Regions from separate parts of the Mus musculus genome. Here region 1 is linked to region 2. The links are chromatin contacts, found by Hi-C in ENCODE. All regions are on one chromosome and are shown on one strand. The core of a region is the stretch at or near the end of the contact, and the rest is flanking DNA. Distances in the headings are between cores, read along the strand shown.

What was found. A loop is a pair of places that touch in the nucleus more often than their neighbours do.
Region 1: a map of v-Abl transformed pro-B cells shows a loop between it and region 2 (4-fold over the local background). The contact joins the promoter of 1700001O22Rik here to the promoter of Wdr34 in region 2. A Hi-C loop is called at or near these places in 2 of 37 maps with a recorded cell type or tissue (T-helper 17 cell and v-Abl transformed pro-B cells).

The regions. Positions count from the first base shown.
Region 1 is chr2:30,797,425-30,804,198 of GRCm38, forward strand. It overlaps 1700001O22Rik (RIKEN cDNA 1700001O22 gene), which reads right to left and starts at 4,313. Exons shown (of 7, transcript NM_198000.3): 1 at 3,716-4,313; 2 at 3,490-3,577; 3 at 3,300-3,392; 4 at 444-556. The coding sequence starts at 4,133.
Region 2 is chr2:30,044,934-30,051,752 of GRCm38, forward strand. It overlaps Wdr34 (WD repeat domain 34), which reads right to left and starts at 3,946. Exons shown (of 9, transcript NM_001008498.2): 1 at 3,751-3,946. The coding sequence starts at 3,936.

The sequences.
Region 1 (6,774 bases), core at 3,063-5,562, 750 kb after region 2:
CTCATTGTCCCACCTGCCCCCAGCCACCCATTCACACCAGTCCAAGGAAGCCACCCCTAGAGCTGAGAGCTCGCTTCTGCCCGGTGTTCTGGGGTTCTCTCTTAGACTCGTTCAACATTTTTCAAGAGAGAAGATATTTCCTCTTCTAAGACTTGCTGGACATCTGGTCAACCTGACCCTCGGACTCTGTGAGAAAGATGATTGGGGAAGCTGCCGAGGGACTGGGAAACTGAGGAAGGGTTCTTTAGTGCTAACAGGGCCTGGGCAGCCAATGTTTCCTTGGCACCATGTGCCCAATGCCACCCAACTCTGCTACCTCTCAGGGATTCCTTCCTCTGTAGAGTCATTGGTCTGCCCTGCTCTCTAAGGACCTGGAGCCACAACCTGTGGCCTCTGCACTCCTCACTAGTTTCCCCCCCCCCCCCCAATCTTTGTGTGCTCACCTGCACGGTTGCGTTCCCAGTACCGGAGTGCTGTGTCCTGCAGGGTCTCGTCTGCGAATCGTACCCGGAAGGGACAATAGCGTTTTCGGGGTCTTGAGCCTTCTCCAGCGGGGCTGCAAATGAGCACAGTCTTCACTTTGGGCACCTGTGTGCTGTGGAGTCTGCTGAGGGGAAACGAGAGGCCGGGGAACAAGGCTCCTCGTAAGATCTCAGCTAGGGCTTGGAGAGATGGCTCAGCCTTTAAGCGTGCATTCCTGAGTGCTCCTGAGGAGGACCTGGATTTGGTCCTAGCACCCACATTGTTGGCTTACTGTCTGTGACTTCCACTCCTGAGGTAATCTGACACCTTCTTCTGGCCTCTGCAGGCACCAGGGCTCATGTGAACACCCTGCCCCCACCCACCCACACACACACACAAATAAAATATAAATCTTGGACAGATTTTGGTTGGTGGCGGAGCTCTACCAGTCACAAGTGCTCCTTCCATCATCGTGTGGCATGTTTTATCCCACCAAACCTGAGCAGTGCCCACGGAACCCTGTCACTATCCCAATTACAAGTGAGGAGACTGAGGCACAGAGATGTCTGGCCCGCAGGCTAGAGCCATCGAGAGGTCCTGACACACAGAAACCTGTCTCCTCCTCTGCGATGGAGATTAAGCCAGGCACGGTGTGGCGGGTGGGACACTTGGGAGGTGGAGGCCAAAGGATCAAGAGTTAAAGGCCATCCTTGGCTACATAGTGAGTGTGAATCCAGCCTGGGCTACGGGTTGACAAATAAGCAGATAGAAATAAAAATAAGGAAATGATGGTGCCCCACCCCTTCCTCAGCACAGGTGTGAAGAGATGGGGCGGGCTGCAAGAGCATCCTGTCGAGGGTATGCCGGGCGGAAGAAGCGCCTCTAGTTTCGAGCTGTCACGATAGCTGTCAGCCTCGATTGTGCCGCTGAGGCCGTGTGAGCTGGGGCACACTGTCCTCAGGGTTCCACTTGTCACTTTTCTCCTTCCGGTCATGTGCTCTGTTACAGGCGGGATCATTCCGCCGTCACAGGAACTGGGAGAGTGGAGTACCCCGTGTGGGGAGGCACCTAGAACAGGGCCTGTCAGTGGGGTTGTGCTCTATAAAGGGTGTGTTATATTTGTATGTAATAAAAATGTTAGACCTGTTCACTTCTCCCTCAGGGGCTGGGCTGCCAGCCTGGTTACTTGATCACTCAGAAATGCCCCATTGGACTTTCTTCACCTTGGCCACACGTATTTACACACCCATACCCACTGATCCTGGGGCACCTTTGTGGAAGCATAGGGTGTGTTTCTCACTGTCCACCAAAGAGCCATGCAGCCGGGACTATAGATGTTGGGGCTTAGTTAGGGTCACAGTTGTGTGCATGTGGAACCTCAGCTCTGTTCTGGCAACAGGGCGAGGCTTAGACATCTCCTAGGTCCTGCCCAACAGAGTGGCACCATGCTTCGCTGCCTGGGGAGGATCATTCACTGAAGCAATCTATCATACTGAAGGAATGTTATGTATACATAAGTGTCCAACTCTAGGCTCCACTTTTTTAGTGATTTTTTTTTTAGTGTTTTGTCTGCATGTAGGTCTGTTTGAGGGTGTCAAATCTCCTACAGCTGGAGTTATAGACAGCTGTGAGCTGCTATGTGGATGCTAGGAACTGTACCCGGGTTCTCTGAAAGAGCAGCCAGTGTTCTTAACTGCTGACGCATCTCTCCATCCTCCTAAGTCTCTATTTTGATCCTAGAGAACTGGGTCAGGAAGGGTTCTGAGGCTCACAGAGAAATGTGCAGTGATCCATTAGTAATGTCTGCCAGCAGACATTACTAGACGGAACAGTAATGGTACACTTGCTCTGTATGCATGTTCCCTGGTCCATCTGGTCCTTCCTTAAATTGATTAATTGAGACAGGGTCTCACTTTGTAGCCCTGGCTGTTCTGGAATCACTATGTAGACCAGGCTGGCCTTGAACTCACAGAGTTGCTTACTTAAGCCTCCAGAGTGCTGGGATTAAAAGTGTGCACCACCACACCCAACTCTCTAGTCTTTAACCCCCCCAGACAATGGCCTTCACCCTGCACTTGTGCTCCAGCCTGTTTAAACCTGTTGTTTCCTTCCCCCTCTCCATTAAGAGCTCTTTAGCATCCAATTCCAGGTATTAATGTGGGTTAATGTCAGGGATCTTTCTTGGTTCCGTCTCTCATTGTCTGTTCCTCTAGCATCTGATACACAGTAAAACTTCATACATGGGTAATGCTTCTAAATGAGAGAAGAGTTCAGCAGCAGGTGGATTCAGGTCTGGATCTCAGCTGGGTAGCTGGATGGCTATGCAGACAACCATGTAAGCGTGTGGGTGGCTTTATTACTAGCGGAGAGATGATTGGCATCCTGGGTTTATATGAATGAAAGGATAGCTGTCAGGCAGCTATAGCCAGAGGGGATTTCTGAATAAACAAAAGACTGGCTGTCTGGCAGTCCAGCAGTTTGGGGGCAGTTATGAGTTCATGGCCAGTTAGATGCTTCGATGGCTAGGTGGATGGAGATTCACAATAGCTTATAGAAGACCTGGTTTGTGAGTAAGGGGTTAGGTGCGTGAAAGGATGGATAGGTGAGTGGATCGATAGATACACGGTAAATCCATTACTAAATGTCTGGAAACAAGGGAGCGAACGAATGCCTTCCTGTTCCCATTCCCAGAACTCATGGCTTGGGGAAATGATAGAAGTGATTGTTAGGCAAGCCTATGACCTCCTTTCCATCCCCCAAGCCCACGTGATGGTGGGAGGAGAGAGTCAACGCTACAAAATTATAGCACGTGTGTACTCACAACAGCTACTACTCACGGATGGGCCTTTTTGGCTCTGGCAAGTTCACCTCTTGGGAGCCCCAGGGTAGTCTTCTCTTTAAAATTGTTGTCCCAGTGCAATGGTTTGTCCCTCAAAGAGAAAGAAGTCACAGCTGATGTGAGCAGAGGCCCACCTTGGTAGCACTCAAGGCAACCCCTCCTTCATCAAGAGGGTCCCCTCCGCTTACCACAGGTCTGGGAGGAATAAGCAGCTGGAAGACCGAGAAGCTAGGCAGTGATTTGATGTACTCCTAGGGTTATGTGGCGCTGAGGGTGCTGGGTGGGGACAACAGGAGGAGGAAGGAAAGGAGAAGGGGGAGGAGGAGAGCCCGTTGAGATGGAGACAGTCCTCGCTTGGGAACCCCAGACTCCGCGCACACACACCCACTCCCCACCCCATCCCCCCGGCCTCACGGTCCGCCTCTGGGTCTGCGCTCTCGGCGCTCAGGTGGTGCAGGAAGTGGCGGAACTTGTTGGGCAGCAGCTTCCCCAGCAGCGTGCCCAGGGAGTCAGGGTTGTCGCGGGCTGCAGGCTGCCGGTTCCCCCGAGTTCCCGCCTCCCGGGCCGAGCTGCTCGGCTGCAGCGACGGCAGTAGCAGTGCGCGCGCGGTCCCACGGTCTCGCCGAGCGTTCGGGGACTCGGGGGACCCGCAAGGCAGGCGCTGGGACTTGCGGTCCCGCCGCCACGCGCCGTCTACATCTCGCCCCACACGGCCTTCGAGCATTGGCAGCAGCATCGGCAGCCGCTTAACAGGGCGGCGCTGGGTGGTCCCGTCGGGATATCCCTTGGGCTTGTAGGCCGGGGTCCCCTCCATGGACTGGCGCCGGAACATCCTGAGTCAGAGCTCGGCTCAGGACACCTTCGCGCCCGGGGGACGCGCAGGGGCGAGCGGGGCCGCAGGAAGGTCGTATTCCAGCCCGCAGTCCATAGCGCCGGGAAGGGGCAGCAGAAGCCGACTCCGGCAGGACCCTAGCCTGCTGTGTCCCGGCGCAAAGGCGGTGAGGGCGGGAACGCCAGCCCTTTGGGGCGGCTGTGACGTTGACATGAGCTAGAGCACGCGGAGCGCCTGGCACAGTGCAGAGCTCTCTGCACCTGCTGGCCTAAGACCGCCTTTCCTATCACTTAGCACACTTGGGAGAGGGTTTGTCTAGAATGTGCAAGAAACTGAGCGTGGCGGCCCATGCCTGTGATTTCAGCACTTGGGAGGCAGTTGCATAGGCTAGAGAAACAGATCAGCGAGAGGACCGGACTTAGATTCCCATACCGTATATACAGAACAACTCACAGCCTCCAGTGCCAAAGTTATCCGCCACTCTTCTAGCCTCAAGGTCACCAGGCACGCACAAAATGCACTGCCATGGAGGCAAAACACTCATACTCATATTTTTTTTTTTTAAATTAAGGCTATTGTCAGGAAGTGGTGGCACATGCTTTTAATCCCAGCACTCAGGAGGCTGAAGCTGGTGGATCTCAGAGTTCGAGGCCAGCCTGGTCTACAAAGTGAGTTTCAGGACTAAACAGAGAAACCTTGTCTTGAAAAACAAAACAAAACAAAAAACCTCAAGGCTATTAAGTGTGGTAGTGCACAGCTTTAGCTCTAGCACTTGGGAGGCAGAGGCAGGCATCTCTCTCAGTTTGTGGCTACCCTGGTCTACATATGAATTCCAGGCCAGCCAGAGCTACATAGTAAGAACCTGTCTCAAACACAGGGCAATGGTGGCACACACCTTTAACCCCAGCACTTGGGAGGCAGAGGTAGGCGGATTTCTGAGTTCAAGGCCAGCCTGGTCTACAGAGTGAGTTCCAGGACAGCCAGGGTTACACAGAGAAACCCTGCCTCAAAAACAAAACAAAACAAAAACCAAAACAAGAGAGAGAGAGAGAGAGAGAGAGAGAGAGAGAGAACCTGTCTCAAAATAAACAATTCAAGGTTGTGCTTGGCTATATACCAACTTCAAGGTCAGCGTGGGCTAAATGAAATCCTGTCTAAAAAATATGATTTAGAACAGTGTTTCTCAACCTGTGGGTTGTGACCCTTGTGAGGGTCACAACGGCCTTTTCACAGGGGTCACCTAAGACCATCAGAAAACACAGATATTTACATTACAATTCACAACAGTAGCAACATTACAGTTACAGTTAGAGGTTGCAATGGAAATAGTTATATATTTGGGGTCAACACAGCATGAGGGAGCGTGCATAGGGAGGCTGAGAACCACTGACTTAGCGTTTTGTTTCTGCTCCAATCCTTAATAGTCTTGAGATCTGGGCAACCAGAGAGCTTTCCCCTAAAGACTAGGACAAAGCCTGCATCTGACTCTTTGTTCAATTAATTCCTTTTGGGGAAGTCTCCCTACAAGGCACAATCCATCATTCCCCTGCCTCTGTTTTCCAAGTCCTGGGTCACCCCTGGCAGCTCACACATGACTTACGGGCATAGCAGGAGAAGGCGTGGGAGGGCTAGACCTCCTACTGAAATTGTAGACTTCCAGTTTGTAAACTCTGATGGGGAAGTCACTCTCAGATCAGGACCAGGCTGCAGATACACATGACTTTCTCCCACCTCCTACCCCAGATGCTGACAGTGGATCTGGGGAGGAGCCAAGACCATGTTTGGTGCCCCTTCCCCAAGGCTGGGGATGAGACAGAGAGCCTGGATAAGTGTTCCACCATCCAGCCACATCCAGCCAAGACACAGATTCTGAGCATCATCCCAGTTAGGGAGTAAAGGCCCAGTCCCTTGAGCTCTGACACTGGCATCTCCGGCTTGCTTCTTCCCAAAGCTGTCATCACCTCTAAAAGGATCCTAGGATATCACACTCACCTGCTGGGTGAGGCCACAGAAGGTCCTGTAAGTTTAGAGCCCCCTGACAGGTGGGCTATTTGCTGGGAGAGCCCATCTTTCCACCTGCTCCCTCTGACAGCTCTGCCCAGGTGCCTGAAAGTGTTCTTAGAGTCATTGTGATCCGATCTTACCCACAGCCACTGGGGAGCAATGGGCACTGTGTCCTGGGGACAAGGGTGGGGCTGGTGTACTCTGGGGGCCTGGGGCCACACCCATAGAGGCACTCTGGGTCAGAGCAGCCATGCCTGATCCAAAGAGGACCAGAGCGCTCTTTTAGACCCAGAGTAGGCTGTGCTTGACTGAGTGGAAAACAAAGATGGAAGGAAAGGAGAGGTGTATTACCCCCACCCTCCTAGGACAAGAAGAGCACAGGGGGCCTGGAAATCCAGGAACCAAGGCATGTTCATTTTCTGTTTCTCTCGGCTATATGATGCTGACAGGGTCCTTCTTTCTGGGAGTGCCATGGGGCAAATGGGCTCAAGTGTGAGTCTTGGTTGGGAGAGCTGGGAGAAGTGCCCATGAGAGTCTTCAGGTTGGGTGATGAGGGCTCAGCTCAGGCAAGTATACCCAGGTATGACATAATTGTTTTTTTTTTTTTTTGCTTTTTCAAGACAGGGTTTCTCTGTGT
Region 2 (6,819 bases), core at 2,696-5,195:
AGGCTTCCTGACGGGAAGGAGACTGGAAACACCATCTTTCTGCTGCTTTGTTGTATTGTGAAACACGGTTTCTCTGTGTAGCCCTGGCTGTCCTGGAACTCACTGTGTAGACCAGGCTGGCCTCGAACTCAGAGATCCACCTGCCTCTGCCTCCTGAGTGGTGGGCCTATAGGTGTGCACCACCACCACCTGGCTGACTGGAAGCATCTTAGCAGTTTACTAAAAGGAAATGAAGTTCTGTAAATGATCTTTAATCCAGCACTCTAGAAGAGGTCACTGGATCCCTAAAGCTGGAGTTACGGACGATGGTGAGCCACCTTGTAGACAATGAAAGCTCAACCCGGGTCCTCTGAGAAGGCACCCAATGCTCTGTACTGCTGAGCTGGCTCTCCAGGGCCTCCAAAATAAATGTCTTACATTTTGTAAGTTATGCATGTGTGTGTGTGTGTTGAGAGAGAGAGAGAGAGAGAGAGAGAGAGACAGAGACAGAGAGACAGAGACAGAGAGATCCCCAAAGAGTTCGGGAGAGGGTACTGCGTTCCCTGAAGCTAGATTTACAGATGGTTGTGAACCACTAATGTGGTGGGTACTGGGAATAGAACCTGGGTCTTCCTGAAGAGCAGCAAACGCTCTTAAGCACTCTCCAGCTCCAGGTTAGACTTTCTAGGTTGAAGGGACAGCCGGGGATGGGGTACTTGCACAGGCTGAGGCAGTGCTGGATCCCAGAGCCTCCTAGCATTCCCACTTCCTTTTGCTTGCTGTTATTCTGCTGCAGTGCAGTAGTGAACCAGGGCTGGTCCACTCTGGGCGACCACTGTGCCATGGAGCAGTGCCCACCAGCCTCTAAGCTGTGTGTGCACTGTACATGTGCGGCTGTCTTTAAGGATCGTATTTGTACTTATGTGTGTATGTGTGCATCTGGGTGCCTCCCCAAGTGTGTGCTGGAGTCTGCAGAAGAGGACATTGTGTCCCCTAGAGCTGCCATTACATGCAGCCATAAGTGCTCAACCTCACTGCTAGACACCAAAGCCATATCTTCTGGAAGAGCAAACAGTCCGGCGGGTGGTGACGAATGCCTTTAATCCCAGCACTTGGTCACCAGAGTGAGTTCCAGGACAGCCAGGGCTACACAGAGAAACCCTGTTTCAAAAACAAAAAACAAAACAAAACAAAAAGCTTTTCTTCTTGCTACTTATTTTTACATATATGGGTGCTTTGCTCACAGTGTATGTTTACGCACCACATGTGTGCCTGGTGCCTGCAGATATCAGAGGAAGGTGTCAGAGGCCCTGGAAATGGAGTTAGATGGTTGTGAGTCACCATGTGAGTGCTGGGAATCAAACCCGGGTGTTCTTAACTGCTGAGCCATCTCTCTAGCCTGTTTTTGAGACAAGGTCTCATATAGCCCAGGCTGATCTCCAATCTCTGATTCCCCTGCCTCCACTCTCCAAGTGCTAGAACTACAAGTGTATCAGCCATGTGGCCTTCCACTTTTCTACCAACCCAATTTTTTCCTAAATTTTAGACATAAACCACTGATACCAAGAGGAAAAGTCGCCTATGTTCTCCTGTCGCCTTCATTCTCACAGCTAATGAAGCAGGCAAGGTACTTGCGGCCAAGCCCAGACTTCCTGAGTGTCACCCACAGGACTCAAATGGTACACAGAAACTACTGACTCCCAAAAACTGTCCCCCGACTCCCACCAGCACATGGCACGTTCATGGCCACCCACACACTCTCAAGCAACACATCAGTAAATAAAAGAATGAAAAACCTAAGAATCTCCTTCAGGATCCAGGATCTGCCCCCAGTGCGGAGGCCTTTACACTCCAGGGATCTGGGTCATTCCCTACAGCCTTACAGGGTCCTGGAAGTCTGTCTACAAAAAAACCAATGGCATTCTGATTCACTCTTTAAGGGGAAAAAAATGTTAGATCATGGGGCTGGAGAGATGGCTCAGTGGTGGCTCACAAACATTTGTAATGGGGTCTGATGCCCTCTTTTGGTGTGTCTGAAGACAGCTACAGTGTACTCACATGCATAAAATAAATCTTTTTGTTTTGTTTTGTTTTGTTTTTGGTTTTTTCGAGACAGGGTTTCTCTGTATAGCTCTAGCTGTCCTGGGACTCACTTTGTAGACCAGACTGGCCTCGAACTCAGAAATCTGCCTGCCTCTGCCTCCTGAGTGCTGGGAAAAATAAATAAATCTTTAAAAAAAAAAAAAAAGAAGTTTGACTGAACTAATGATTTCAGTCAGGAGTCTTCCAAACTCTATCTCCTCAGCAAGCAAGAGCTGTTTAGAGCACCCTGCTAGGCCAGGACACAAATCACGGGCTTGCTGCAAGGACACAGTGTACTCTAACATGGTCACGCTTCTTGCTTTCCACGGCAAGGGCTTCCACGTCCCAGGGCACGGAGAAGGGCCTGGAACACAGAGCAGATCAGGGCATAAGACCATAGGCCCACAAGGCTCAAGACAAGACTGCAGGCACCACTGGGGCTTGGGTTGGAGGCAGACTGGTCAACAGCAGTCTTCGTTTGTGAGTTCTTCAAGACTTTACTTGACCTGTCTCTACTTACCCATTTTGGCCTAACCTGGGACCACTCTCCCTTTTCCTCAAGGATTCTCCAGCCCCTTCCAACACCTCAAACAAATGTGCTGACCCCAGCTCCAGAGTCGGCCAGTGCTCACGCTTGATCTGGTCTTCTCAAATGCCACTCAACATCCATTTTTCCAACAGTTCCTCAGCCCTGCTCTGTCGGTAACATGACACACCGATGTGGCATTACAGTACATTGTCTACATACATGGCTTACTGTAATCCTTGCAACCACCGGGAAAGCAGCTATCTCCAGGTTCCCTGCTGATGAATCCCTAACACACCAGTTGGTCAGCATCAGGCCTCCGTTATCTCATTATTTGTATGTTTTTGGGTTACACTAGAAAACCATAGCAGGGCAGTGGTGAGAGAGGCCTTTAATTCCAGCAATCTCTGAGTTCAAGGCCAGCCTAGTTTCCAGAGCAAGTTTCAAGACATCCAGGGCACACAGTGAAACTCATGTCTCACAAAAACAAAAGCAAACAAACAAACAAAAGAACAACAACAAAGGAACATAGAAAACCGTTCAAGCTAGCCCTCAAGGTATCTGACCATTTCAAACACCAATAATGTCAAGTTGAAATGCCTAAAAACTGCTATTCACAAAAAAAAAAAAAAAAAAAAAAACTTCCAAAAATGGCTCAGCTGGTAAGGGCACTTAGCCAAGCATGACACCCTGAGTTGGATTCCCAGGCCCCTCGTGGTGCAAAGAAATAACAACCTTGTGTAAAGTTCTCCTCTGACCTCCACAGGCGCTGTGACACGTGCACGATCCACCATGTAAATTAACTACATGTCATTTAACGACAGCATGGGACCCCTAAGAGTTCTGTTGTCCTGGTTTGCTTTTGTTGTTGTTTGTTTTCGTTGGTTGGTTTCTTTCTCCTCAGAGACCGAAAAAAAGGCTAACGCGAAAGCATCTGTGAGTTTTTTCATTAAAACATGAAAACACGCGGACCAGTGGTGGCGCACGCCTTTCGTCCCAGCACTTGGGAGGCAGAGGCAGGCGGATCTCTGAGTTCCAGGACAGCTAGGGATGGATACTCAGAGAAACCCTGTCTCGAAAAAACAAAAACAAAAAAGCCGTGAAAACACAACGCTGCGCCAGGCCTTCCCGCCCGCGCTGCCATAGCGGGCCCGCGCCCTCACCGTCTCCCCGCGGATCCCCTGGACGCTCCTCCACTGCGAGGGCACGGACGCCACGCCCAGGGTCTCATCCTGAAGAGGCGCAGGCCGCCCTCGCCGTTCGGCGCCGCCAGCCCCGCCAGCAGCCAGGGCAGCAGCTCCAGCGCTTCCAACGCGCCGAAAAGGCCTGGGCGACGCGCACATTGCCATGGCGACGGTCCCGCCCTCTCGCGCCTGCGCCCTGGAACGTGACCTTAGCGGGTTCGCCCCCCACAAACGGAAGTCCGACGAGAGGAAGTGAAGCTGTGGGCGCCGTTTTTGAACTGGTTACAGCATCGTCTTTAAGGCCCAGAAGAAAAATAATGAAAATGTTTATCAGCCAATACAACAAAACCGCAGCGATTTGGGATTGCCCTATGCCCAGAGGCCATTTGGGGGTCCGGAACAGCTCTTCGTGGTATAAGGAAAAGAGCGGAAGTGAGGCGTGGGCTCCAGGTTCAAAGATGGCGCTGAGCGGCCGGGCGCAGAGGCAGGACCGCCGCAGGCCTAGTGGGCCATGCTGGTCCGGAGAACCGGCCGGGCTGGAAGCAGCCGACTACTCCAGAACTGTACTTTGCGCCATTTGAGTTGGCATCATTTCCAATGAATGGAATGAAATAGATCATACACAGATCGAACGTGGGATTGAATGGATGGGAGGCCTAATAATAAATTTACATAAACAATAAAATAAAATGCTTGTTAAATTAAAATTCGAGACTAACCACAGGAGAAGTTGATCTCAATGATAGATGGCCCCAGGTTCAGTCCTCAACACACACGAAATGTTAACTACAAGTTAGTGCGTGCCTATAGTGTGTCAAGCCAAGCACCCAAAGGCTTATGTTTGTTTGGGTTTTTTTGTTTGTTTCTTTTGTTTTTCGAGACAGGGTTTGTCGGTATAGCCCTGGCTGTCCTGGAACTCACTTTGTAGATCAGGCTGGCCTTGAACTCAGAAATCCGCCTGCCTCTGCCTCCCGAGTGCTGGGATTAATTAAACGCGTGCGCCACCACTGCCGGCAGAGGCTTAGAAATGAGTGTTTATCTTATTAAATCCTTAGCCTTCCGTGTGCTTGCTTGTTAGTTAGCTGGTTTGCTTTTTGAAGTGCTGGGGTTGAACCCCGGGCTTTCTGCATGCCAGCTCCTATGTTCTACCAATGAACTACCCCTATAGCTCAATTGTTATTACTCCTGTGCCTCTTACAGTCAGATATGGAATCGTCCAAAGTCACCCAGTAAGATCTTACAGGTGGCTTGCCTGATCCCCCAAACCAAGCCTGGAGCCTCTAGACAACCATCTGCTAGTTTAGGCCTCTGGGTCTATTTCCTCTTTTCTGAGACTAGGAAGCCTGCCGTGGTCCTGTTCTCAGTGCACCACCCAGGGACAGGATGCCCCTCAGCAGAGCAGCCAAGGCCAGGAAGGCCGATTAGATTAGCAGCACTGGGAGGGATAATAAAAAGCCATAGAAAAGTCTTCCTAACAAGGACTGCTTTGCAAACATCACCAAGGATTCCAAAAATCATACTCAGAGCTCAAAGATTAAGAACACTGGCTGCTTGCTTTTCCAAGACACTCAGGTTCACTTCCCAGGACCCTCGTGGCAGCTAATAACTGTCTGCAAGTCCAGTTCCAGGGAGATTTGACACTCTTTCCGGCCTCTGAAAGCCCTAGACATGCACTTGACGTGCAGTCACACATGCAGGCAAAACATCCATAAACATAAAAATAATAAGATATAATTTTTTTAATCACACTTAAAAAGCCCAAAGCTGTGAAAGTCCTAGAGTAATGTCTTAAAACAGACTTGGAACCAACTACGTCCAGCTGAACTGGACAAAGAGGCTTAGAAGAGGCTTTCTTCACCTGGTCAAGGGAAAGGAGAGAGTTCAAGGCATCAAATATGAAAAACAGCTTGTCGGGCGGTGGTGGCACATGCCTTTAATTCCAGCACTTGGGAGGCAGAGGCAGGCAGATTTCTGAGTTCAAGGCCAGCCTGGTCTACAAAGTGAGTTCCAGGACAGCCAAGGCTACACAGAGAAACCCTGTCTTGAAAAAAAAAAAAAAAAAAAAAAAAGCAAAAAAACAAAAAAAAGAAAGAAAGAAAGAAAGAAAACCAGCTCAATAAAGATAAGGCTAGCCCTGAGAATATAAATCAGCCTAGTGTCTGGGGGACTGGATTCTACCCTAGCAGAAGTGAGATGTTTGTATATATTGAAGATAGCTTGAAAATGGAAGGAATGGCTGGGAAGTGGTGGCGCACGCCTTTAATCCCAGCACTCAGGAGGCAGAGGCAGGCGAATTTCTGAGTTCGAGGCCAGCCTGGTCAACAGAGTGAGTTCCAGGACAGCTAGGGCTATGCAGAGAAAAAAACAAAAAAAAAACAAAAAACAAAAAACCTGTCTCAAAAAAAAAAAAAAAAACAAAGAAGAAGAAGAAAGGGAAGGGGAAGGAAGGGGAAGGGAAAGAAGGAGAAGAAGAAGGGGAAGAAGAAGAAGGAGAAGAAGAAGAAGGAGAAGAAGGAGAAGAAGGAGAAGGAGAAGGAGAAGGAGAAGAAGGAGAAGAAGGAGAAGAAGGAGAAGAAGGAGAAGAAGGAGAAGAAGGAGAAGAAGGAGAAGAAGGAGAAGAAGGAGAAGAAGGAGAAGGAGAAGGAGAAGGAGAAGAAGAAGAAGAAGAAGAAGAAGAAGAAGAAGAAGAAGAAGAGGAAGAAGACTGCTCCAAATGGTGCTCAGGCCTATTATCTCCATTTGAGATGTAAAGACAAGAGAAAACAAAAAAGGTTCAGTTTGGGTTTTTTTGTTTTTGTTTTTTTTTGTTTTTTTAATCCTTGATTTTTTGTTTGTTTTGTTTTCAAAACAGGGTCTTATTGTAGTTCTGGCTGAACTGGAATGCACTATATAATAATCAAGGCTGGCCTGTAACTCAGAGCCTGGCTCTCTACCTTCCAGATGCATGCAACATCGTACCAGGCCTTTGGTTTTTTGAAGCAAGATCTCATGCAGCTCAGGGTGACCCTCACGTTTGTTGTGTAGCTGAAAATGGCCTTGAACCTTGAA